5 separate regions of the Homo sapiens genome follow, and regions 1, 2, 3 and 4 are each linked to region 5. A link is a loop called in an ENCODE intact Hi-C map of the cell type or tissue named here. Cell type or tissue: Calu3. All regions are shown on one strand. Region 1 overlaps LOC101929710 (a long non-coding RNA gene). Region 2 overlaps LOC101929710 (a long non-coding RNA gene). Region 3 overlaps LOC101929710 (a long non-coding RNA gene). Region 4 overlaps LOC101929710 (a long non-coding RNA gene). Region 5 overlaps LOC101929710 (a long non-coding RNA gene).

Region 1 (5,000 bases), 130 kb after region 5:
AATAAAGACTGGAAAAAGCTCATTTATGTTGGGGGGCATTGGGTTTATTTGAAAAGCAGTGAAGGTAAAATTATAGATATGTTGGAAATTTTCTGAAAAGTTTTTACTGATGAGTTATCTTATACCCACCTTACTAATGTATATGTAAATAGCTATATTTTTCTCTATCTGAGATGATTTTCTTGAGAGTCTGTTGTGATTTCTGAGTCTTTGTAGATCTAACAGAAACAGAGGTAAAAGAATACAAATTATTACTCAAAGATAGACACATAATTGATAAACATTGTCTATGAGAAGTAAGTTGGATAAACCAAACACTTTATTCTTGGAGAGAGCTGTTCTATAATACAAATCTATTCAGGGAGAAAAAGAAATTTAATTCTTGCCCCCCGCCTCACCATTCTTCTTCTCCTTTTTCTTCTTTCTCTTTTTCTATGAAATTCTACAGCTCACCAGTTACTGCACTATGTATCTTTGGGTCCCTCTGAGAAGGTCAAACTTCTAATAACTAATAAGTAACTAATAACTGTAGTTACTCTCTGATCAGCTTCTAATATGTCCCCACCTTGCACTTCTCAGACAGGGAGATAAATAAAAATAGTGTCAATATGAGCATTTCCAAACCTGCAGAAATTCTTACCCAAAGGTCTTAACTGCCCATTGGTTGTAGCTGCAGAGAATCAAGAAGGGGCAGAGTGGTTTCTTAGCCCCATATAGACTGGGTGTCTTCCCTTAGTTTATGTCCACCTGGCAATTGGTCCAAAGCCAGGGGACCAGGACCTTACAACCGTTGTACCAATGAACAGTAGGAACTCTTCAAAACATAACCAGCCTTCTGGGAGAAGGCAAATGGAGCATAAAAGATCTAATGTAGGCTGGGCATGGTGGGTTATGCCTGTAATCCCAACACTTTGGGAGGCTGAGGTGGGCAGATTGCTTGAGCTCAGGAGTTCGAGACCGGCCTGGGCAACATGGCAAAACCCTGTCTCTATAAAAAATACAAAAAATTAGCCAGGGGTGGGGTGGTGGCACGTGCCTGTAGTCCCAGCTACTCAGGAGGCTGAGGTGGGAGGATCGGTCAAGCCTGGGAGGCAGAGGTTGCAGTGAGCCAAGATCACACCACTGCACTTCAGCCTGGGTGACAGAGTGAGACCCTGCCTCAAAAAAAGATTTAAAAAAAAATCAAATGTATTTTAAGAATCTGTTTTATTGCAGATAGTAATTCATGTTTTCACCTTTTCTGGCTTCTTGATTTCTAGGTTTAACTTTCTCCCCCACTTGTTCTACCCAACAGCCCTCTTGGCCGCTCCTCCCTGGAATCATTTCCTGTCATGACATTTTTAGAAACCAAAATAACAGCATTTACAATGTAACAGCTAAATATTCCCATAGAATATCTTGGTAAAACAAGCACTTTTGCATGGTAGTTTTTAACACACTATTGGCTATGTATTCAGACTGAACCTCTTCTGAGTGTCCACGGTTTCTAGCTAACCAATGGGCTGATTGCAGCATTGTTCGCTGTCGCTCTGTAATCACATCTGGCATACAAAGCTGGCGGCATCCTGGCTTCCAGGATCTTCTTGTGTAGTGTCTTGGTTTAATGTCAGAACACACAGTTTATTCAGAGAGTGAGGGGGAGGGTGCTTTTAATAATAAGAGGCAGCTGTGTAATTCTCTGTAAAAAATGAAGCAGAAGAAGTACATTGCAATATTACATGGGGTTATGAGATACCACAAATGGAATGTTAGTTGGACAAATTCAATACATTTTGAATTCTTTGGATTTTTTTAAAAGAAGATAATCACTTGTGCTTTTTTCAATAGAATTATTTACTTAGCCTTTTACATCTTGAATTTTCCAGTTTAAATTTAGTACAGCATAAACTCAGAGAGGTGCTGGGAAAAATTTCCAAAGTGTCTGTAGACAGTGTTCTTAAACCACGATGGCAAAACCTCAAAAATAGGTGCAGCTCCATCAAAGTTAAATTGAATGACTCAATGTCTGGACCGCTCAGGTTTTTTTCTAGTTAGGGAAGGGGAGAGACTGTTCACTGTAGAAATTCAGAATCCTGGATGGAGGAAGTTTGTTTTGTTTTTGTTTTTAGAGAGGGGGAAAAAGTGCCATCATGGGAAATTAGAATAAAAACAGAAGTCTCTTTAAAAGTGTAAAATAAGAGTCAGCTTCCTTGTTTTTTGTTACTTTTTATTTTCAAAAATTACATGGTAGCCTGGAGCTCTATCTTAGATATCAGTTTACCCAACTTCCACAATTTCTAGATAAAGCCTTGAGGCTCCCTTTTCCCTCGTGTGTCTTCCTTTGCAGTCACTTTCCCACACTCGCTTGTGTATCAGACAAGGGGTGGCAACGCGACTAAGTTTTGGCCAACAATGTGTAAGGGCAAGTATGGTGGATTTTGTCACTGTTAAAAATAAAAAGTGCCTTGATAAAAATGATTTTCAGCTTCACCGATTTCACATTTTTTGTAGTCTCCCTCTTTCTCTCTCTGTGTGTGTGTGTGTGTGTGTGTGCACGCACATGTGTATGTGTGTGTCTGTGATTACAAAGGCTAGAAATGGCTGCATGTTTTTGAATGGGAATGTGATGCTTAGAGCTTAGCGGCCATCTTGGACCTATGAGGTGGCAAGACTAAGACTAATGATGGAGAGAGAGCAGAGTAGGAGGATGGAAAGAGCTCGATTCAGCTAGCCACTGTACCAAATCTGGAACATCCTACCTCTGGATTTCTTTCTGTGTGAGACAATTAATTGTCTTTATTTCATAGGTCACTTGTAGCTTTCAGTCAGTTTTTCTGTTACTCATACCTCTGTACATTTCTAATTAATACACCCTGAAAGATTAATCTGCCCAAGTTTATAAAATACACTGTAGCATAGTCTCAGTTGGAATCCAGCTCTTCTAATTTCTTGTTTATTATCTTTCCCTCTCACTATCTGCCCCTGTTCTATCACCAGATTTGTCTCTACATGAATAAATGGGTTATTGTCTTGATTAAACCTGTTAAGTATGGTACTGCAGTAAATTGTATTTGTCCCCTAGATTCGTGCCTGCATTTGCAATCCTTTTTGCTAATACGCATAAATTTTATAGCCTGTCTTTGCGTGAAAAGGCTTCACAAGTTAAGGATTATTAGATGATTCATTTTCATATTGAAAGCCTTGATTTAACAAGAGGTAACCATTGTGAGTCATGTTAATATTGAGGGAGTTTAATGTGTCAGCATGCTTACAAAGTTGACTGTATTTCAAAACCTCAAATTCTTATCCTGAAAGGTGTTTTTAAGAACAAGTAGGTAAAATTATATCAAAATAGAAAAATATAAGCAAATGTTTAGCAAAACTAAAGAGTAATAATAAAATATATAGGTAATAATATCTCAGAATATATGACATACTGTACCAAAATTATCTGAAAATTCATGTGCTCTTCCTGGATTTACCAATTATTTTTGTGTAATAAAAATCTTATCTGATTGGTTTTCCTCTACCTTTAGAATAACGATTTTATGTGACCATAGAATTCTAGGGTTGAAAAGATTCAAAAATCCATGTTATCTATTACCTGGCTTTGAGAGAGGACCCATCAAATCATTTTACCAGGTGAGAATGGATGATTTTCCAAAGATTCTATAGAAAAGAAAGTTGTAAGTTTTCTTTACAGAATAGAGAATAATCATGAACTGTATCACAAACACAAATGAAATCGTATTTTAGGAGCACTTTTAGTTAGTTATGTGAAGGATACTAGATACAAAGGATACTTTGCTCCTTCTCCTTAGAAGACATTTTGCTTTCCCATAGGCCATCAAATGACCTTTCACGCTTCAGCAGTGTTATGACTGCACTTGCTTTCCATCAACAATGCCTTTCAGAATGCTTTCACAGTACAATGACTTAGTTTAGAAAGCATCCATTGGAAAAAAAAGACACTATTTCCATGGCAGTGGCAGCACCATAAAGAAAATGAAGCTTGGAGAAGCACAGAGATGCAGATGTTAAACAGTGGTATCTTCCTGAGCCCGATAGCCACAACAGTACTGCAGGAGTGTTGTATTGTAGAACAATCTTTTTTAAGTTAGAGTGAATTCTAAATTTAGTGAATGTATAGCTCAACACATCAAGTTGTTGACAGTGAACATTATGCATGATTATTCTGTATTGTGTTTTAAGGAATAATGTTTTAATACAGTGTGCCCTGTTTTTCACTCCCGTAATCTATTCTCTGAATTAGGAGACATTTCTTCTTTACATAATATAAGAAATGTGAAGAGGAAAACTGAAAAAAATTCAAAATCCCTATGATCATAGTTAATTATTTGTTTATTTGATGAAGTTACTTTGACAAACCATCAATAAATTCTTCTTTTATCCTCCCCCCGTGTTCCTTCTGTTATAAAACAAGAGTATCCTTGTTGTCCTTCTCCCACCTGGACGCAGACAGCTGTTTATCAGTGACCTTTGTTATTTAGCTATTGAACCTGAGAGGTGTCAGGGATAGTGACAAAGCAGACACTTTCTTGTGCTCAAACATACTACTATTTGGAGAAGGATAGACGTCCATTCTCATGGTGACAAGTGACCAAGCCTACATGGAAGAACTTCTTATAGAGCCTGAAAATGGGTTCTAGCTGATGTCCTGCAGTATGAGCACAGAGACTTAGGGTTTCTGACTTCTTTCCTATGGTCAGAAGCTGTTGGACCTGCATTGGAGTGTCCCCCAGGGATGCCCTAGGCAGAGGCACAAAGTCTTCCTTTGACTTCTCTCCAATCCAGGTTCCCTACCTACTCTGTAAGTCCTTTTAGGTCCACTGTCTTCATTGGCACTGTCTTCTCTTTATCAATTTAAATTTTATCAATTTATCTGTGGTTAGTGTTAATGCCCAGAAGCCACCGCATAATCCTAATAATTATCATCTGTAAAATTAAATACTTGAAACTTCCCCCTTGATAGCTCTCTGATTATACCACTTTAAATCTCA
Region 2 (5,000 bases), 160 kb after region 5:
CTAGATTTCTAAAATACAGGAAGTTCATCCCGGTTGATTCATGCATTGCAGATCTGAACTATTGATAAAATGGGATGAAGAGAAATAGCAAGTGAGTTTGTTGGTTCCTTCGTGGACTAAAATTTAGTGGTAACAGAATGACTGGAGTCTGACAGTTAAGGTTTAATTCCTATCATTTGCCAGCTGTTACGGACTTGGTAAACACATATGGGCTATTAAGAAGTGTGTATTTCAAAACATCAAGTCATATTTAAAGGATTATTTAAGAAAATGGGATCATATCTCCTGTGTTCTAAAGAGGCCAGATACTTTTTTAAAAAAATAACCAAAAGTAGAGACATTTTAGTCTTCTTTATTTTAAACTTTCTTTTCACACCATTTTCATTTTTCATCACAAAGTAGATTTTGTGGTGGTTGCTAGCTTTCTTTACATAGTCCATTGCAATGGAGTTTAATCTATCCAGGGCTAAAACCTGAAAATATGGATATAGTCAGGAAATGACTTGTATTTGTTTCTCTTCACAGGAGGGAGAGGGTGTCTGGATCAGTGGTTATCAAACTTGGCACAAACCTGGCACATACTAAGATCACCTGGGGAGCTTGCAAAATAGGCTATTCCAAAACCATAAAATCTCTGGGGGTGGGACCCAGGCGTTGGTATTGTTTTTGAAATATCCCTGGGTTATAACGAGCAGCCAAGGTTGAGACTTGCTAGAAATTTTCACTTCTGTTGGAGAGCAAAGTAATCAAATTAAGCTAATTGCTTGTACAAAGTTAATGGCTTGTGTTATTCACATTTTCCAAATCAGTATCTAATGGAGATTCTGGCTAGTGTGACAAAGTGTAATGAAGACTGTCTCATCTAGTTTGCACAACTACATAGTGCCTAGTACATAAACACTAAATATTACTGGCATCATTCTATTATTATTATTTAATAATTTGACAAAGGAAGGGAAAAGAAGGAAAATAAATATTGTTTGGAGATTAAAGATTTTTTAAATATTGCATTTGTCCCAGTTGAATGTATTTGAAATGTAATAATTTGAATATCCAAAATGTAAAACCAAGAGATATGATGTAGCATATTTTATTTCCAAGGAATCCTACAAAATTTCGCCTACTTTGGTACATACCTTATCAAAGTCATTTTATCTACCTCTAGCATTTTGTAGGAGAGGCTAGGGAATGTGTGCCCAGTGGTTAAAAAAAAAGAGAGAAATTCACTTTTCTTTTGGCAAGTCACAGACATTCCTTGGGATTGGGGTGGGATGGGGTGGGTTAGCACAGTAAACTGTTGCTGTGAACTCTAATTATTTTTTAAATATGATTTTCAGTTCTTATTTGAATGTTAATGGATTTTAAGTATTTATCTCTGACCTAATTTAGGGTGAGAGACAAAACCTTGGAGACAGCATATATAGAATGTCATGATCTTCCCAGTTGCTTCATGGAAATATTCATATACTGACCTACTCCTCTTACTTTCTCCAGGGCACAAAACTACCATATATATTTTCTTCTTCTAGTATGTCTTAGAATATTATTTCAGTGACTTTATGTTATTACTTATTTCAGAAACAAAATGCAAACAGAAACAATAAAGGTCTTAATCTAAAGACTAAAGTAATTCACAAAGAGCAGGAATAGAAACTAAATTCCATACCTTTTCTCTTTTGACTTCTAATTTTCTTTTCTTCAAGTAGCTTTTATTTCTCTCAATGCTTATTCTAATTCTAATAGCTTATTGCAATCTGTATCTATCTTTGCAATATTCCTTTCTTATTTAATTCCTACTTCCATGTCTACATTTTAAAAAGTGGTTCCTATATTCAGGAGTAATTTATTACTTAGCTCTTGAGAGAGAAAGGTGGCTATGTATGTACATTTTCTTAAAATGTGCTTTGAATTTTACTCCAGGGACAGTGGTTGAAATCTTGCCCAGAGTTATCATGTTAGTTACAAAGTAGACATGGACTGATGTATGACAGGAGAAGAGTTTCTGATATCAGGAATATTTGATTTTATTTTGGAATAGGTGAAGATTGAGGGTTTTAAAAAAATTTCTGTCTTTAAGAATTTCCCATTAAAACACTATTTTTTAAATCTGTATCCAGAGCTGGAATTTTATATTGCTAAAAGTATTACAGCCTATTCTCACTTTTATTCTCCTTTGTCGGGCATATTTGCTCATGTCTAAGTCTTTTCAGTTATTCTTAATCCTACTTAAAATCTTTGGGTGGATTAAAAGTTGCATTTCCTTGTAGCTTATGTTGCAAGCATCAAATGATTAAAAAACGAAGATAATTTATTTTCCTACCATAAGCTTAATGACTCATATTCTGGAGCGGATGGGGGTTGGCAGGGGGAAGAAGGGAGGCAAAGAAAAGTAAAAAGTAAATAGCAGGCATGTTTCAGGAGAAACTCCAGCCAGGGCTGTTGGGTTGAACTTTATCGATGCTGCTTCATGATATGTGTCAAAATAAATGCAGGAAACAGCTTTTGCCTCAAAGCTTGGAATGTTGTGGTTAACTGATATTTAGGTAAAGGAATGTTACAATTGGAATAGCTGGCCTAAAACTCTTCCCAAAACCATCAATTTTATTTATTAAACTTGCTGAAAAGACGAAAAGTGACAAGGAAAGGCACAGATCATTTATTTATTTGACAAGTTTCTCAGAGTTCTTTTCCTTGATAAAGCAGCAATGACGATGAATTTTATTATGCTTAGTGTATGTGTTTGCTTGGTTTAAATTATTTACATATTTACTGTTAGGGCAGTAATAAAACCAGGTCAGTCCAAATAACTTTTTTTTTGTCTTGTCTGTGGAACACTATGAAAGTTGCATTTTTAATGGATGATGACCACAGTTGTTTTTAGGATTCCTGAATGAAGTCATGAAGTCTGAAAAATTTTGGAACCTAGAGTTTTAACTCATGTTACAATTTGAGTAACTGCTTTACAGAAAAGGGCCTGGTCTAATTTTGAGACTGTGGCTTGATTCTCACAAGTTTGATGCTCATTTCCCAAGGATAATATATATAAGCCCATAATTAAGGCTGTACTTTAGTTAGACTTGAGTTGTGAAGAAAGAAATTCAGGTTACTTTAGGGTTCCGTTCCTCAAATCTGGTGTTCTGTGCTATGCTTTTACAGTTAAGTGTGCTACAAAATAAAGTCTTTGGGACCCTCTGTTAAATAGGTTTAAACTTTTTTGGAACAAGATTTCTAAGAGACTTAAATGTGCAAGAGAGCATTCTGACTGAGAAAGGATAAGGCATGTAGCATTTCCAGATCATTAGCAAGCAGTATCTATTCTCATCTCTCAGAACTCTGTTTCTCAGAGCATGGTTAAGGAGAATTTTTATGTATATAAATGTATCACCATCAATAATCAAGGCAGAACTGTATATTTATATTTACATAGTATATATTACATATTATATATAAACTTACATATATATTATATAAACATATAATTTATACAGTATTTATGTGTTTATATGTAATATGTAATATATACTATATAAATATACAGTTTATACAGTATATTTGTGTGATATAAATATACGGTATATAAATATATAAATATACAGTATATAAATATACAGTAATATATATATATACTATATAAATATACAGTTATGCCTTGCTTATTAATGATGATACATTCTGAGAAATGTGTCATTAGGCAATTTTGTCATTGTGCTAACATCATATTTTGTATTTACACAAAATTAGATGGTATAGTCTGCTATGTGGGTAGGCTATATTATAAAACCTATTGCTCCTAGGCTACAAATCTGTACAGCATGTTACTGTACTGAATACTGTAGGCAGTTATAACACAATGCTAAGTATTTGTGTACCTAAACATATCTAAACATAGAAAAGGTACAGTAAAAATATCATATTATAATCTTATGGGACCACTGTCATATATGCAGTTGATCGAAATGTCATTAGGTGACACATGACTATATATAAATACATGATAAAATACATAAATATAATAATAGTATATACAACCTCTTTATTATTTTCCTGTTATTATTTAATCTAAGCCTAATGTTGTATTCCCTCTGCAGAAACCCACATCATAACGGGCCAGCACAGGGAGGGGCACCAGGAATCCAGGACCTGTTGGTTATTTAATTGATGACACTGGCAGATTATGGTCTCTTTTCCATGCATGAGACATGGTGCAGGTCTGCATGACGTCGTCTTCTTTTCCCTTGTGCATTCATAAGACAGATGGCCCAGATGGCGCTGTGATTCATTGTGAAGCAGGAAGGAGATAACGCAGCAGCATCTGCAGTGCTGCTGGGAGGAACACATCTGTAGCAATTGGGTGGATCTTTACTGCCTCTGGGCTGTTTCTCCCTGTGCTTAGGTGCAGGTCTTGATGAAGAAGAGAGTTCTGGGGGCAAGAGCAAAATTAATTTGTATCTTTATCTGAGTTTAGAAGGTTCCTGGGCTCCTGTTAATATACATCAAAGCAGTTCTAGAGTCATCTTAAACTTGCTCAACATTGCCAGTGTGCATGTGTAGAGGGATCTCTGTAACTCTATTGGGTTCTGATCAAATGCATTACAAATAATATGCAGGAATCTTAGCAAGGTTAAACATCCATCTTGGTTGGAAAAAAAAGAAATGTTTTCACTTGGGAGGCTTAAATATATCTATTAGATTATACTGAATTGTTAAATAAAGTGGGGATATCTTGGGATGGAAAGGATAAAAGGCAAGATTGCTGAATTGACGTTGATGTTGACATCAGTTGTTTAAAAGGATTGTTTGGTATTGCACTCCATTCAAAGCCAGATAGGGATAGTAAATCCAGGGAAGACATTCTCATGAGCCTTCTCCTAAGAACCCCACTACTCACCCTTCGTTTGACTAACATTCTGCACAGCAGCAATTTCATGCATTGTTCTTTATTGATTCATTGGTAACTGCTGACCCCAGAACTAAGTGATAACACTGCTTTCCCTTTGGTC
Region 3 (5,000 bases), 81 kb after region 5:
AGGTGGTTCCTGGTAATGAAGCCACAGTATTCTCTTACAAGTCCATGTTGCATATGGGTATTTCTTATTGTTAGATCTACATCCTACCTCTGGCATAGATACCGACTGGCTGGGAAGGTGAATTTCCAACTTCTGCTTTGTGGCGGCTTGACTACAAAGGCTGAGACTCCCCAAACATGGGAAAGATGTTCAAAATATTCTGGGTGACCACAAAAAGCAACTAAGATCTACTGCACTGGAACTAGAAAAAGTGAGATGTTAAATTGGATATAATGTTTCATGTAAAGGAGCAGGAACTCTATGCCATCATATTATTTGCAGTTGTGAGACTTTGCAAGAGTCCGGGGTATAGTCCTCATAACTATCAAATATTTTTGTACTCTGACATATAATGTAAACAATTTGCAAAAAGTACACAAAGAACTGTCATCAGAATAATGGTACTTACAAGGAGCTTAATTGAAACTTGAAAGTTTAACATTTGGAGCAAAATACATAATAGAGTAACCCAATTGGAATACCCTCATGTAGTAATACCAGAAATTCTGAAAAATGTAAATAAACAGATAGATGTTATGACAGTATCTAAAGGATTGGTAACTATTTGGTACATGTGGTAGTAATTTACATTATATCGAGGTTTTCTTATAACTTCCTCTTTTGAACATAAAACATTCTGTTTGATGTTTGGGGTATTATTTTTATCATTATATTAGCTTAGGAATCTGAATCTCAGATAAATGAACTTTTTTTTTTCTTTTTTTTTTGTGAGACGGAGTCTCTGTCGCCCAGGCTGGAATGCAGTGGCGCCATCTCGGCTCACTGCAAGCTCCGCCTCACGGGTTCACACCATTCTCCTGCCTCAGCCTCCCGACTAGGTGGGACTAGGTGGCGCCCGCCACCACGCCCGGCTAATTTTTTTGTATTTTTAGTAGACACGGGGTTTTCCCGTGTTAGCCAGGATGGTCTCGATCACCTGACCGTGTGATCCTCCCGCCTTAGACTTCCGAAGTGCTGGGATTACAGGTGTGAGCCACCGCGCCCGGCCTGAACTTATTTTTTAAGTCATCTACTTGTTAAGTGACACATGAGTCTTGAACCCAGAGTTTTCACTTTTAATTTCATGAAGATAAAGAATCTGAGGAAGGTCCTCCTATCAAGCACAACATGGAGGAAGCTGTGCAAAGAGATGTTGAGATTCCCAGGAGCCTCTTTGGGCTGCCCAAACTTGCCAGTTTCCTTCTTTCTGGTTGTCTGGTCCATTTCCATTAAGGGAATTCCAGTTCTGATTCTTCTTGGGCCACACTTCTAGTTCAAGTTACTGCTATGAAGGATATTCTCCAATTTTCACAATTAGTCCATGAAACAATCATTAGACAGATATTTGTTGAGTAGCTGTGAACAAGGTCCTGCGCTGGGCGCTGCAATCATTCTTCCACTCCTCCGCAGACAGGAGGAGTTCGCCCTCTTGCTTATGTGGGGAAGGAAAGTCCAGTCAGAATCCTCTGTATGACAAGTCTACCACTAGTTGGATGATAAAGGTTTAATGTGCAGACACAGATTACAATTTTAGTTTTATAGGTTTCCCTCCTTGGTTAGAATTAGTAGTTTAATATTGGCACTGTTTTTTTGTTCTACTTTGTTTTAAGAATTTTTAGAAATGATACAGTTGTATACTCTCTCTTTCTAGCTTCTGGCTCATGATTTGTAATCTTGTTAATGTCTTTTCTAACCAATCAAAATAAGTAAAAATGTGTTTTTATAGTAGTGTTGCCATAGAATTAATGAGGCCTAACCATGTACAATCTCTGTGTGATTGGTCCCCAAAATAGTATTTGTGTGGTATTCTAACATTTCAGCAAATAATATATTTAAAGGTTTTCTTTTCAATCTTTAATGAAATCAAAAGCTTTCCTCCTCAATCTTTTTGTATTCATTTCAGATTTATCTAGGCAAACTGATATTAATAATTTTTATCAAGGTAATAGGTATACAATACTTTTTACTAGATTTTCTAATATATATGAAAACATATTTAACTTCAGATTTTTTAAACTAATCCAGAAGAAAAGCAACTGAAGTTTTTAAATTTAGAAGACATAGATTTTTCTTATTTTTATTATTGGTATTCTAATAGTATACTAAGAAAATGTAATATAAGCTACTTATAAAATAGTACATGCAATTAAATGAAGTCAGTGTACTACACTATAATAGTTTGTCATTGGACAGAACTCATCAGTTGGCCGGTTAGTACATGTGAATTTTGCATGAAGTACAAGGGACTTTCAGTTCTGGGCAACCAGTGCCAGTGAAAGTACCCTACTGGCCAAGATGGAAATTACTTTGATTTTGAGGTTCCTTGTTTCACATGCATTAAAAAAAATTATCGAGTATCTACTGAATGCCAAGGACTCATTTAGGCTCTGGAGGTATAAAGAACTAAATAAGACAAACAAGATCCCTGCTGTTATAGAAACTATTATTTAGTATGGAGAATTGAAAATAAACTAGTAAACACATAAATGATTGAGAGCATCTCAAAGAGATAGACATGTAATTTAGATGGTAAACAGGGCAATGGGCTATAAATTAATTGGGGTAACTTTACACAACGTTGGTCAGTGATGTCCTTTCTAAAAGCGTGACGTTGTTGCTGTGACCTGAATGACATGAAGCAACTATCTATGGAACAATGTGTGTTAGTGTTTCACATGGATGCCATGCATGTTTTTGTTTTAGTGGTTAGACTAGAGTGATGCTTCCACTCAGTGAGATAGAGCAGTATGTTTAAATATGTGTTAGTTTGCTCAAACTTTTGTGATGCTTTTCTAATACATCCTGGTTATTTTTCTTAAATATTCCTATTCCAGCACTAAGAGTACAGAGTTAATTCCTTTATGAGGTCCTGTTTGAAGTGCAACTGCTGATGTATAATTTCACAAACATCATTCCGCCTCTAGTAATGTTATTTCCTTGCAGCAATAATAGTCCAAGTGGGTAAGTGCTACCATAGCGGAAATTACAGGGAGCTAAGGGCTCGTCTAGCTCTATTTTGGAGGCTAGGTAAGGCTTTCTGAAATAAGAGGTTTCTAAACTGTGATCTGAAGGACAAAGAGAATTTTCCCAGGCCCAGGGAATAGGAGGACAAGACAGAAAAGTCTTCTACACAGAGGAACATGTGCAAAGGCCTTCGGAGAGAGAGAGAATGTGGTACATTTGGGGAACTGCCAATAATTTGCATTTGGCTGAAGTGTATAGTTCAAGAGATAAAGTGATAAAAGAGAAGGCAGTCTAGAGAAAGGAGCAGGAGCTGATTACAGATAAGCTTTGCTGAAGATTTTAGGCTGAGGAAAAGGACAACTTTTATTCATTAATTCAGCAAAACTTTATGAAGTGCCTTATGTGCTATGCACTGTTTTAGGCACTGGGAATACATCAGTGAACAGACAGAAGTCCCCACCTTCATTCTGTCTACATTCTAGGGGGCAAGGTAGATAGCAAACTAAGAAATTCTTAGGTAAGATGCCAAGTTTTTGAGGATTTTTGAGTTTGATGCAATATGGAAGCAATTTTTCAACTGGTAACACTTGAGAAGTCACAGGTTAACACCAAAGAATATGTATATTTTTGACAATGCCACTTGAGATTTTGGCATACTTTCACTTTTCTGAGTGAAACTAAACTAAAAGTTTGTCAGTCACAAGGACTGGCTTTTCTTTCTTCCTGAGCCCCTTCTGATAAGGACCTTTTCATAACCCTGTATCGCATGAGTTCTCAATGGTGTTAATTAAATTAGTAGAGCAGTAAATTGGTAGTGAGGCTGCTACTGCTTTCTTAAATAATTTGGAGCTCAATGGAATTACATTGTTTTGCAGAGATTCTTTAATAATGTGCCTTTAAGCTTAGGACTGCATCATCTAAATTTCTCTGTCATAGAACTTTTTGGAAATTGTACCAAACTGGGAGTATATGCTATTATAATACTTAAGAATTCAAATAACTTTTCATGTCTTAATGCATTTGCCCTAAAGTAAGAGTTGGTCACACATGTGAGTTGAATCTAAGAAGTTTAGTTTTGTGATTGAGCAAATTTATTATTATGATTATTATTATTAATTTTAGAGATGGTGAAATTATCCCTCATTAAAAAATCTACTCTGCACTTTACCAACGGAGTAGATTTTGCTGAAGTGCTAACAGATTGCTCTAAAGATACATTCCAAATTACCACCAACTTCCTATTTTGGGAAAAAAAGAAAGGAATCCAGTTTTAAGCCTCTGTCTCTTTAAAACAAAATGCGAGGTGGTGAACTATGTGGCACTTTTGATTATATGTTGAAACCACACTAAGTCCCTGAAATCCAAGAGAATATTGTACTCTGGTCCTTTGTGCAGAATGCTCACATGAGTGCTTACAGGAACCAATCCAGAAGCAAATTGCTGCTGATAGTAACTGACAGCATGAATTACTGCATTTTCAGAGACTCTGCCAGGATCAACCCGTATGATCTCACTTTTGCTCATATAGCAAGCTGAATATGTGCATGTGCTAGAACAAGCCTCCCAAGTTCAGGGAATGGCAAGGTCTCTCAGCAGTTTGAAAATAGCCAGCACCTTTGAAATGAATCACTGTGGCATCTAGTCAGCTCATACTTATAAAACCGGTTTTTCTTTGGTTAATTTCTGACCTTAAGCATGTAAAATCTCTTAGAAAAAGGAGGAACTGATTCATCTGTTTATTTGTCATGTGAAAACCAGACAAGTCAATGAGTGCTGAGGACAACATCAATTTCTCCTTAGCAAGCCGAGCTGCTTCTGGTTCTGCAACTCACTCTGGTCCGTTTGGAGACGTTTTGCAGCTAGTGATTCCCCTGTTGATTCTTAACAACTTTCAGAAATCTTCCTGTAATTTTGAACAAATAAGAACATTGAAGGAAGAACTGTACTCTTCGCTAGAAATACTCAATTGACATAAAATATATCTGATGGAAAATGCT
Region 4 (5,000 bases), 68 kb before region 5:
GAGGAGTAGGAATTAAAAAAAAAAATAAGACATGCAACATGATAGATGAAATTTTTTGTTTCCAACTTTACTTTCAGAGGCCTGGATAGTTAATAAAATCCTATGGAAATTACTTTCCTTGTCTTTTCTTAATAAAATCCAAACATATGCAACACACAATGCATTACTGAAAAAATTAAAAAGTAAACAGAGTTTTCTTTATTTCAGAGTAAGTTCAGCCAAGAAATGAATTTGCTAACAAAAACCACAGTTATCATCATCCAATGGAGGCAAAATATTTACTAAAACTGTAATCCCCATGAACTGAAAATACTACAGAAAAATTGAGCAGTGTTTGCCCCAAGTGACTTTTTATCAGTCTCCACCTGTTTGTTCTTCCTCTAGAATAGTAGAAAAGTTTATTTTGTTATTTTAAAGAAAGAATTTACTCGTATTGTGTCAAGATGAGCACTTAGCAAGTTCAGTTATTTTTTATTTACCTATGGCTAAAAAAATAATCCAGAAGGTAGCGGTGGGGAGGAAAACATATTTACATGATACTTTTGTAAAGGGAAAAAGTTAAAACTTTCTGCACTTGAAAATCACGGAACAATTTTAATAATCTTTCTCTTCCTGGTTGAGGCCAAGTAGAAAGCAATGTGGCAGTGATATTTGTAATTCCTAGAGACTGGACAAAGCTTCCATAGGATCCCTTCCTTGGCCCCTCTCAACCACAAAGAAAAGTGTTTTGTTTGTACCAAAGAACTTAACACAGAATCTTATCAGAAATATCTGCAATTTTTTTTTTCACAACAGATAAAACTGCTTGAAGTATGCTTTTTACAGCTACAAGCAAGATAATAGTCTGTTACTAGGACCTCTACTTCTACTGCATTACTTGATAAAAACAAGTGAATTAGGCTCTCTGTGTCTAATATATTACTTTAATAAAAACAGATTAATGCTATTTTGTGGGAAGTAAAGACTTCAATGCAATTTTAGCCTTCTTTTCATATGAAAAGAAAAGAAGTGCATATTTTTTCCTTCCCTGTTTCTAACACTACAAAATCAGGGTGTCCAACGCTCCCTTTCTCAGAACTTGATGGTACACTTTTTTTGCCAGGATAATCTCATTGATTCCAAGTAGAGGTCAGGCCTTCTGGCATGTTTAAATGTCATATTCTAGGTCATATTTTTGTTAATTTATTTCTAACCACATTAACACGTTTTTCTGCTCCTGAGTCTCAGTAAGATTTCTGATTGGGCCAAAAACCAGTGCTTGAACATTTGAGTTTGACTGTAATTAATCTGAAGCTTTTCCACATTTCTCCAAACTGACCGAATTTAACAAACTCCTTTTCTGCTGTCTTAGTCTGTTCAAGTTGCTGTAACAAATTACCGTAGGCTAGGGGGGTTTAAACTGCAAAAATTTATTTCTCACAGTTCTGGAGGCCGGGAAAGTCCAAGATCTAGGTGCCAGGGGATCCTATTTCTGGTTTCTATGAACCACTTCCTGGTTTACAGATGATCGTCTTCTCTTATCCTCACCTGGTGGGAAGCAGGGAGAGGATGCAAGTCCTTTCATGTCTTTTCTTATAAAGGCACTAATCTTATTCATGAAAGCTTCACCTTCATGACCTAATTATCCCCCAAAGACTCCACCCCCAATACCATCACATGGGAGATGAGGCTTCAATATATAAATTTGGGGGGGACACAACAATCAGTCCGTAGCAAGTTCCATGAATGAATTAATTACATCTTGCGTATCTTCTATGTGCAAAACATGGGCTAAGCTCTGGGGATAAAATGGTGAGTCAAACACTCTCAGACATGGTCATGTCAGTTGCTTTCCATGGAGGGAGGCACACATCAGTCCCATCACATAAACAAAGGTAAAATTGTTGTTCTGTTAAATAGAAAAACAAGCTGCAGAGACAAGAAGCTCAATACAGAGAGAATTTGAACTAACTGGGGCTGTCAAGGAAGGCTTTTCTTTGTGAAGTTACAACTGAGCTGAGATCTAAATAAGAGTTAAGTAGCATAGTGTCCCAGGCAGTGGGAACAGCATGTGTAAAGTTGGACTATCCATCCCTACTCGAGGGGATTCTGCTGTCTCCACAAGTAAAGTTTTATAACATGTGAGAGTCTGAACTTTTCTTGTTCACATTCTAACTAAATCATAGAGGTAGGGTGTGGTGGCTCATGCCTGTATTCCCAGCACTTTGGGAGGCCAAGACAAGTGGATTGCTTAAGCCCCGGAGTTTAAGACTGGCTTGGGCAATATGGTGAGACCCTGTCTCTACAAAAAATAAATTAAAAAATTAGCCAGGCATGGTGGCATGCACCCGTGGTCCCAGCTGCTCAGGGCTTCAGCCTGGGAGGTCAAGGCTACAGTAAACCTTGATTGTGCTACTGTGCTCTAGCCTGGGTGACAGAGTGAGACCCTGTCTTAAATCAATCAGTTAGTCAATCAGAGTGGCTGAAAGTGTAGATTAATCAATAGGGCCTTAAACTGGGTTATGGTGGGACAGTGATTTTGATGTGCTCTGAGACAATGGACTAATAAAGAGGAGAAGGAAATAGACAGGTGAGCTCAGTACGATACTTGGATCTGGAAAACAGAGACTCTGGGCCCTCTTCTTCAGAGAGTCCCCAAATCAAAAATATATAAAACATATAAAAAGGAAATGATTTAAAAACCACAGGCACTCTGTCATGAAGCTTTCACCCTTGTGACTAACACTTAGGCCCCAGGGAAATTCTTTTCCACATCTTTTAACTGGCCTCCTGGAAACAGAAGGCAATTGTACTCGAACTCCATGAAGTATTGTAGATTTATGCTACATCCCAAATGAGAAAAGCAGAATGCTTCAGGGTCCAGGGAGGATTTGGACTGCGAAGCACTTAGGTAAAAGAAAAGATAAATTAATTAACTTGTCAAATCTTTCTTCTGGTAGTATAAATGCAATAAGTATTTACATAATAAAGTTTCATTTCCCACTAGTGCTAAACATCCATTTTCTTGCTTCTCTTCATATAAATCAATTCATGGTCTGGAATTATTCCAGATATGCTTAGTATTTGCAAATGTTATGTATGGTGGCTGAAGACTATTTTGCAATATTAAACAATTCCTCTTACTCTTAAATTTGTATGCATCTGCTGGGCATAGTGGCTCATGCCTATAATTCTAGCAACTCAGGAGACTGAGAAGCAGGAGGATTGCTTGAGGCCAAGAGTTTGAGACCAGCCTGAGCAACATAGTGAGACCCTGTCTCTAAAAAAACCACAAAAATGAAAAAATTAGCTGGGTGTGGTGGCACATGCCTGTAGTCCCAGCTACTTGGAAGCCTGAGGTGAACTATGATCATGCTACTGTACTCCACAGCCTGGATGATGGAATAACACCTTGTCAAAAAACAAAACAAAACTAAAACAACAATTACCTATGTCTTGATATAATATGCTTAAAGTGTGGTATCAACCCTTAATATCAGCAACTAGATGGACATTGATTACTGGAAATGCAAATAGTTTTATTTTTACAAAAATTTGTAATAAAATTTCAAAAATAAAAATAAAGATTTCAGCATTATTAATTTTGCTTTATAATTTGATATTCGTTATAGCTTTTTTACCTATTAATTTTAATAAGTTTGACCTTTTAGATCATTGAAAATGGGGGCCAGTGAAGAAATAGAGAATTGTGGTAGAAATACAGAATTTAAAAGTAGAGTTCAGAAAGAATCAAAGATTGGAAAAAAACAGGAAATATAAAATTTTTAAGAGAGAGAGTTCATTTAAATTAAAAATAACAATGTGGAAACAATGTAAATGAGCCAACTTCTGTTGAGCATGACTGTCATAGAATTTGCAAACAAGAGATCACACAAGTTCTTATTTAATGAAGATTTAACTACTCAAAATAATGGAAATTAACAAGAACATTATTCTCATCAAATCTACAATGTAAACAGGTCAGACCAAAATATCCTTGCAACTTTATATTCTTTATTAAATGAAGATTTAATTACTAATTAAAACCATGAGAATAAAAAAGAGACTCAAATTTATATCAACTTCATAACCCAGACAACAAAAGCAACTGCGACCTGCCTGTTAGAAGATGGAGAAAATAAAGGTCTTGAAATCAGAAAATTAGGGAAGAAATCCTCCAGAACATTTGACTGGATGATGATCTTGAAAATGGAGATATTCTCCTTCTGAGAATGTGAGAATATTGCTAGGAAAACACATTCCAATTCAAATGAATGATTAGGATTTTCTATTACATTAACAAGGCAGAACTTTTAATATTTTATTCCAAATTCTTTCAAATAGGAGATTTTACAAACTCCTATTAGCCATTGAATGTTTTGTGACAGAAAACACTTAAATTGTCAATTAGAATTTTATGAAATTCCCTTTAAACACAAAAAATTACAGATATAATTACTAGAACTGAAAAAGGGTGAAATAAATAGCAAACAATTGATAGTATTCAAGAAATAAAAGTAAATATCAAACTAGTACATGGGAATAATTTTTTTCAGGTTTATTTCGGTATAATTGACAAAATTTGTATGGAATAATATTCTTTAAAGAATAATATTTTCAGACAAGATCATAGGAGGTAAAAAAAGAATATTATATATTCAATATTCAGCCAAGCTTAATGATGTATTTCATGGCATACATACCAGCACAGTATTTACAGAACTTAATGGAAAATATCAAAGATTTATGGAGATAATTTTGAAATTTGGTGAAAAAATGACCCCAAATTTAAGATGGATAAAAACTGAAACAGATGATTCTCTAGTATGGTGCATTCAAAATAAAATTGTTAATGTAAGAGATGAGGAAATGAGATAAGAAATTATTCCTAAAATTGTTAAAAAACAAAAATTACTCAGTGTAAGTAGATTGTAGCAGAAATAAGTCTTGCTAAATAAGTAACATTTATTTATGTTGAGCCATTAGGAGAGAATAATAAAAAAGCTGACGTTAATGAATAT
Region 5 (5,000 bases):
TACAGGAATAACAATGGCACCTGCCTCGTGGGGTTGGTGTGCTTAGTACCTGGCACACAGTGAGCACTCAGTCAGGGTTAGTACCAAATCAGACCTTGGCTGTCTCCATTTGATGGTGAGTTCTTGCAGGGAAGGTCTTTCCCTTTATCATAACCTAAGTGCCCAGCACATGACCTAAGCACTTGATGAATAAATGAGTGATGAATGAATGAATGAAATCCCCAAAGCAGAATCACACTGTGACTAATTTTGTGACACACTTACCATTCTCATTTGACTGACATCCTTTGAAGACACCCCTTTGACATCATTTCCTTCTTGTCTACTCCTCTCCCTTAGAAAACTCTCCTGCATATATGTATTGCTTTATAAATTATCTTTCACAGGTACCTTATTATAACTTGCTTTCTGTTTTTTATTCTTTCAAAGCGATGCTCTTATCCTCAAGACCACTGGAAAATAAAAAGAAATAAAAAAATTCTCAGGAATTTATGGCAGATTTTGTTAGTATTTCTTACTGCTTAAAATATACATTTGACTAGAAAGCAGGAAAAACATTTGCTCTTTCAGGATTTATGTATAAAATTCTCTTGGGTCTCTAACATGGCATTCAATATACATCCTCAACTCTTCCCCTTCCAAACTTGAGTTAGGCTTAGGTTTTCATGTAGCTTCATCGTGTAGCTTCATGACACCCAAATTTAAGATGGGCCATTACTGAGTTGGTTTAAAATATACATGATAACTTTCAAAGAGTGAAAATTAACCCATTGTCTCTTTTGTATTTGACCTAGAAGATTACTATAACATACTATCTCATAAAGGGGAATAATTTGAGGCCAACTTTCCTAACTAATATTGTGATTATAAAGGGAAGACCCTGAAGCTTTTCTATTTCCGGAAGAAAAACCTCTTAAATTCTACTTTTCAGACATGATCAAACCAGGCTCTAATGCCACATTGGCAGCTTTAGAATCATAGAAAGAGCTGAAAGAGACCATAGTGTCACCCAGTCCAACCCCTTCATTTTGGAGAGACACCGTGTAGCTTAACTAGGATCACAGAGCTATTTAGCGGCAGAGTGGGGCCTAGAATCCAGATCTCCTTAATCATTGTTCGGCGATTTTTCCAATTCACCCAATGCCTTTTCTCCTACAGTCAAGATTTAGAGGTTTTATTGACACATATTCAGATATTGTTATTCTTAATTTAAAAAATTTAAAGATTGATGTGTGAAGATTGATATCATTGAGAAAATTCTATAGGCAGTGCTGGGGGTTGTGTTACATTTCTCAAATTAAAATAAAAAAAATGAGGGACCAAACTAGATGTGTTTGGGATCATATTTGGCATGAGGATCAGCATTCGGTGACCCAATTCTTTATTTAGTTATGGAGACAAGTCTAGGGCATATATGAAACAGGTGAACAATATACAGCTGTTTTGTTAAGTGATACAGTACATGGTACAGAGAAAATGTTTATTGAGCAGTGCAGGAGGAAGAAAAGGTTAAATCTAGGTCCTGAAGAATGAGTATGGCTTTGTGTGCATTTGGAGAAGCAGGGCATTCCACTAAGAGCCAGCAGCAGCTGTTAAGTAGTGAAGGGACAATGGGCAGGGTGGAGCATGTCTTGCGTGTTCATGGGTGCCTGGCGAGGAAGCCAGTCTGACTGGAAAATAAGCCCAGCTGGTAGGGTGCTGTAAGATTATGCAGGACCTTAGAAGTGTGATAAAAGAGGTCAGACTTAGAGACCACAGGGAGCTGCACCTTGCATTTTGAGCTACAGCGTATCTTAACAGAGGCCTGTTTGATACTGTCACTTGGACAGTGTTTGGCAGTATGGGTTTGAAGGGTCTGGAAAACTACTTATGAGGCCCATGGGTATCTAGGCAGGAGATGGTAAAATGAGAGAGATAAGTACAGATAGAAAAGAAGAAGAAACTATGAATATATTTCAAAGGGAAAATCACTAGGGTAATTGTTTAGATTTGGTAGATTGAGAGAAGAAACTATTCAAAGTCCTAGGCTTTTTGCCTGGCTGACCAAGCTCAAAGAAGTTTGTGTCCTGAACTCCATTCCCTGCAAAGATTAGAGTTTGAGCTGATTGCTCTACTAGAACCTATTCCTGGTTGGCAATCTTCCTGTCCTCATGTTTCAGATTACAGAGCCCTTGTCTTAAAGGCATGCCTTATTTCCCTCAAGGAAAAACTATTTGTAAGGAAGTTAGTTGGTTACTTGCACCTACTGTCTGATTATTGACTTTGCCACTTAGTTATCTTGTTGTTAAATACACAGAAAAAGATCCCTGGAGCCCATTAGTCTCCACAGGTGGAAACGTATTTAATCTTTGGGAGAAAACCAAATTACTTACCTAGAATGTTTGTTCTCTGACTAATAATGTAGTCATGTTGATCCACCCCTTATGCCCAGTGAATTTCCAAAGATTTGGCATTGAGAGAGTGGCATTAGAAATTGTTTAACTCATATATATGACTAAGGGAGCCAGTAATACTCACTAGGAGACTGATGAAATTTAAGAAGATTCTAGGGCACAAAGGACTGCAAATCTTTTACAGTAGGGTGACCTTTTTTTTTTTTTCCTTTCTGGTCCAAGGGACATTTGATTCCATTACTGCCATATCTCCTTCTCCTGATATAGGCTGAAAATAAGATACACTTAGAAGAGAGCTGTGCTGCGAGTCTTTCTAATGCCAGCAAACATTTATGTAGTGAAATATTTAATACTTTCAGTGATCTTATGAGGTAGATAGAATTATCATTCCCATTTTACTGATAAAGATATGGAGAAAAGTTGAGAGAGGTGAAGTGAGCTGGGTGTTGAACGCTAGCTGTTTGACTTTAAATCATGACTTTTCCTCACTCTACTGTGAAGAGCTTGGGCAAGAAGTCAGGCTCAGCAAACCTGCCAACTTGTTTACATGTTTTATTTTTAAATTACGTGACATTGGTTCTCTACGGTTTGGACTTGTGTATTACAACAAGCAATACAGAGGCTTGCATATTACTCTCCATTGGCTGTTAGCTCTTGTGAAGTAATTAGGCTACAAAAGTCTTCCTTATAGTTATTTAAATCATCCAGCAAACCCAAATTCTTGTTTTGCTTCTTACAATGGCCTGCTTGCCTTGAAAAAAATGAGTATTCCATTTCTCTTACTATATTTAGCTGCCTGGAATGGTAACTTCTTCTTGCTTTTTGGGACTTTGGCTCAGAGCCAAGGTCATTGTGCAAGAAAAGGGTGAAATGGTTGGATTTAGGCTGTATCTTGTGTCAGTCATTTTTGCAAATGCAGCATTTTGACCAAAATGCAGCCACATGGCTCTAGGAAATGCTGGTTTGCAAACACACTTGGTGTGGTTTGCTGTTTTGTTTTTTCTCCCCCAATTAAGGTTTCTTGATCAGCTTGTCTTTAGAACACTTGTAAAAGTGTTCTAAGGTAGAATTCTGGCCAGGTGTAGTGGCTCACCTATAATCCCAGCACTTTAGGAGGCCCAGGTGAGAGGATCGCTGGAGGCCAGCCTGGGTGACATAGAGACACCCCTGTTTCTATAAGAAAAAAAAAACAATTAGCCAGGTGCCTGTATTCCCAGCTACTTGGGAGGCTGAGGCAAGAGGATCATTTGCACTCAAGAGTTCCAGGCTGCAGTGAGCTATTATTGTGCCATTGCACTCCAGCCTGGGCAACAGAGACTCTGTTTCAAAAAAAAAAAAAAAAAAAAAAAAAAAAAAAGACCTATTATATGAAAGGGTGATACATTCTCTACTTTAACCTGTGGCAAATCATCAACAATACTCCTCATTTTAAGTTTGAAGAAGATATGCTAGGCACCAAAAAGAAATTGCATCTGAATATGATAGAATCATCACATTCCTTGACCAGAAGAGACCTTGGTTCTTTCTTCCTTGTCCCTATCTTCTTGACAAAGACCCACTGAAAACATCTTCAGAAAAGACATAACATTAAAAAAAAATCCTTAAAGAGAGCCCAACTTTTCCTTATTATTAATTCTAGTGTTTAGCAACTTAGATTGTATTTAAATAACAGAAAAAAGCAGTTGTTGACAAGGTTGATCCAACTCTGTAACCATATTCCTCTTTGTTTTGGCCAAAATATAGCCAGTTTAATTGATTTTGTAGACATCAGCTATTCAGATGGAAGAAGATACCAGAATGGGTTATGTGGTACTCAGGCCACAGTGAAAGACCTAACCTCATTATCAGTAACTTCATCCTTTACCTAATCTCAATCATGGAAGGTGTGATTCAAGTAAACTTCCTCTGAAGCTGCCCTAAAAGGAGGTAGAAATAGCTTTTTGCCATTTACTGTGCAGGGAACCTCCATGTATACTGGAAGATAAGGACAAGAAACTTTGGATCTTTAGAATAAATCATCAGAGGCTCCTTTGCTGCTCAAGTCATTCAAATGACCTAAAGTTGTTCATTAAATGAAATAATGCTTGTAAACAATTGAGGACAAAGCCCTACAGTCCTAAGGGCTTAGTAAAAGTTAACTGTTATTCTTATTTAGAGAGACTGGTCCCAGAGCTTTAACATCAGCCCTCCACTGTCTCAATCCCTGCCACACAGAAAAGGACAAAGGAAGGTGATAGAACAAGACCCAGGGAAAGGGAGGGGAACAAAGCCATTGGCCTAACCATTCCTGCTGAACAACTGTCATTACTTTAGGGAAGAGGAATTCTTAGTCACTACCCAAACCTCTCTGTGTGATAGCTGCAATCTTGTTTCCATTTTATTTAGCCATTTAGTAAGCTATTTCCTATATATCCACAGTTGACTGCATCATTCTCAAATCCTCTTGTTTGAAGGCCCAGTTTAAGACCCTTTCCATTACCGTCTGCAGCAGAAGTGTCTGACTCCAGATGGCCTCTACCATCTGAATGAAGGGCTAGTTTTGGTTGGGTCCAGCAGATCCCTAAAGTACTTGATCACATGAAATGAAGTGACAACCCCACACTAGTG

Evidence for each region. A loop is a pair of places that touch in the nucleus more often than their neighbours do. Peaks named below come from ENCODE experiments on the same cell type or tissue, not always from the same donor. Only the 100,000 strongest peaks of a DNase experiment are listed, where the experiment ranks them.
Region 1: it touches region 5 in a loop (9-fold over the local background); 2 of 110 quality-filtered maps call a loop at or near these places.
Region 2: it touches region 5 in a loop (7-fold over the local background); 2 of 110 quality-filtered maps call a loop at or near these places.
Region 3: a loop joins it to region 5, with 3 times the contacts of the local background. A loop is called at or near these places in 2 of 110 quality-filtered maps.
Region 4: it touches region 5 in a loop (2.2-fold over the local background); 2 of 110 quality-filtered maps call a loop at or near these places.

Annotation. Positions count from the first base shown.
Region 1 is chr5:96,225,496-96,230,495 of GRCh38, forward strand. All of the region lies in intron 1 of LOC101929710 (a long non-coding RNA gene), which reads left to right. It also overlaps a transcript of CAST not described here. Among named protein-coding and RNA genes, the nearest start is that of MIR583, 150 kb to the left of the region's middle. In Calu3, no CTCF peak of the experiment used is centred here; no DNase peak of the experiment used is centred here.
Region 2 is chr5:96,252,758-96,257,757 of GRCh38, forward strand. All of the region lies in intron 1 of LOC101929710 (a long non-coding RNA gene), which reads left to right. It also overlaps a transcript of CAST not described here. Among named protein-coding and RNA genes, the nearest start is that of MIR583, 180 kb to the left of the region's middle. In Calu3, no CTCF peak of the experiment used is centred here; a DNase peak (open chromatin) is centred at 2,394.
Region 3 is chr5:96,172,994-96,177,993 of GRCh38, forward strand. All of the region lies in intron 1 of LOC101929710 (a long non-coding RNA gene), which reads left to right. It also overlaps a transcript of CAST not described here. Among named protein-coding and RNA genes, the nearest start is that of MIR583, 96 kb to the left of the region's middle. In Calu3, a CTCF peak has its summit at 2,354; a DNase peak (open chromatin) is centred at 4,568.
Region 4 is chr5:96,023,785-96,028,784 of GRCh38, forward strand. The region is part of intron 1 of LOC101929710 (a long non-coding RNA gene); the gene reads left to right. The region is part of intron 2 of LOC105379096 (a long non-coding RNA gene); the gene reads right to left. It also overlaps a transcript of CAST not described here. Among named protein-coding and RNA genes, the nearest start is that of MIR583, 53 kb to the right of the region's middle. In Calu3, no CTCF peak of the experiment used is centred here; a DNase peak (open chromatin) is centred at 2,787.
Region 5 is chr5:96,091,838-96,096,837 of GRCh38, forward strand. All of the region lies in intron 1 of LOC101929710 (a long non-coding RNA gene), which reads left to right. It also overlaps a transcript of CAST not described here. Among named protein-coding and RNA genes, the nearest start is that of MIR583, 15 kb to the left of the region's middle. In Calu3, no CTCF peak of the experiment used is centred here; DNase peaks (open chromatin) are centred at 1,664 and 2,424.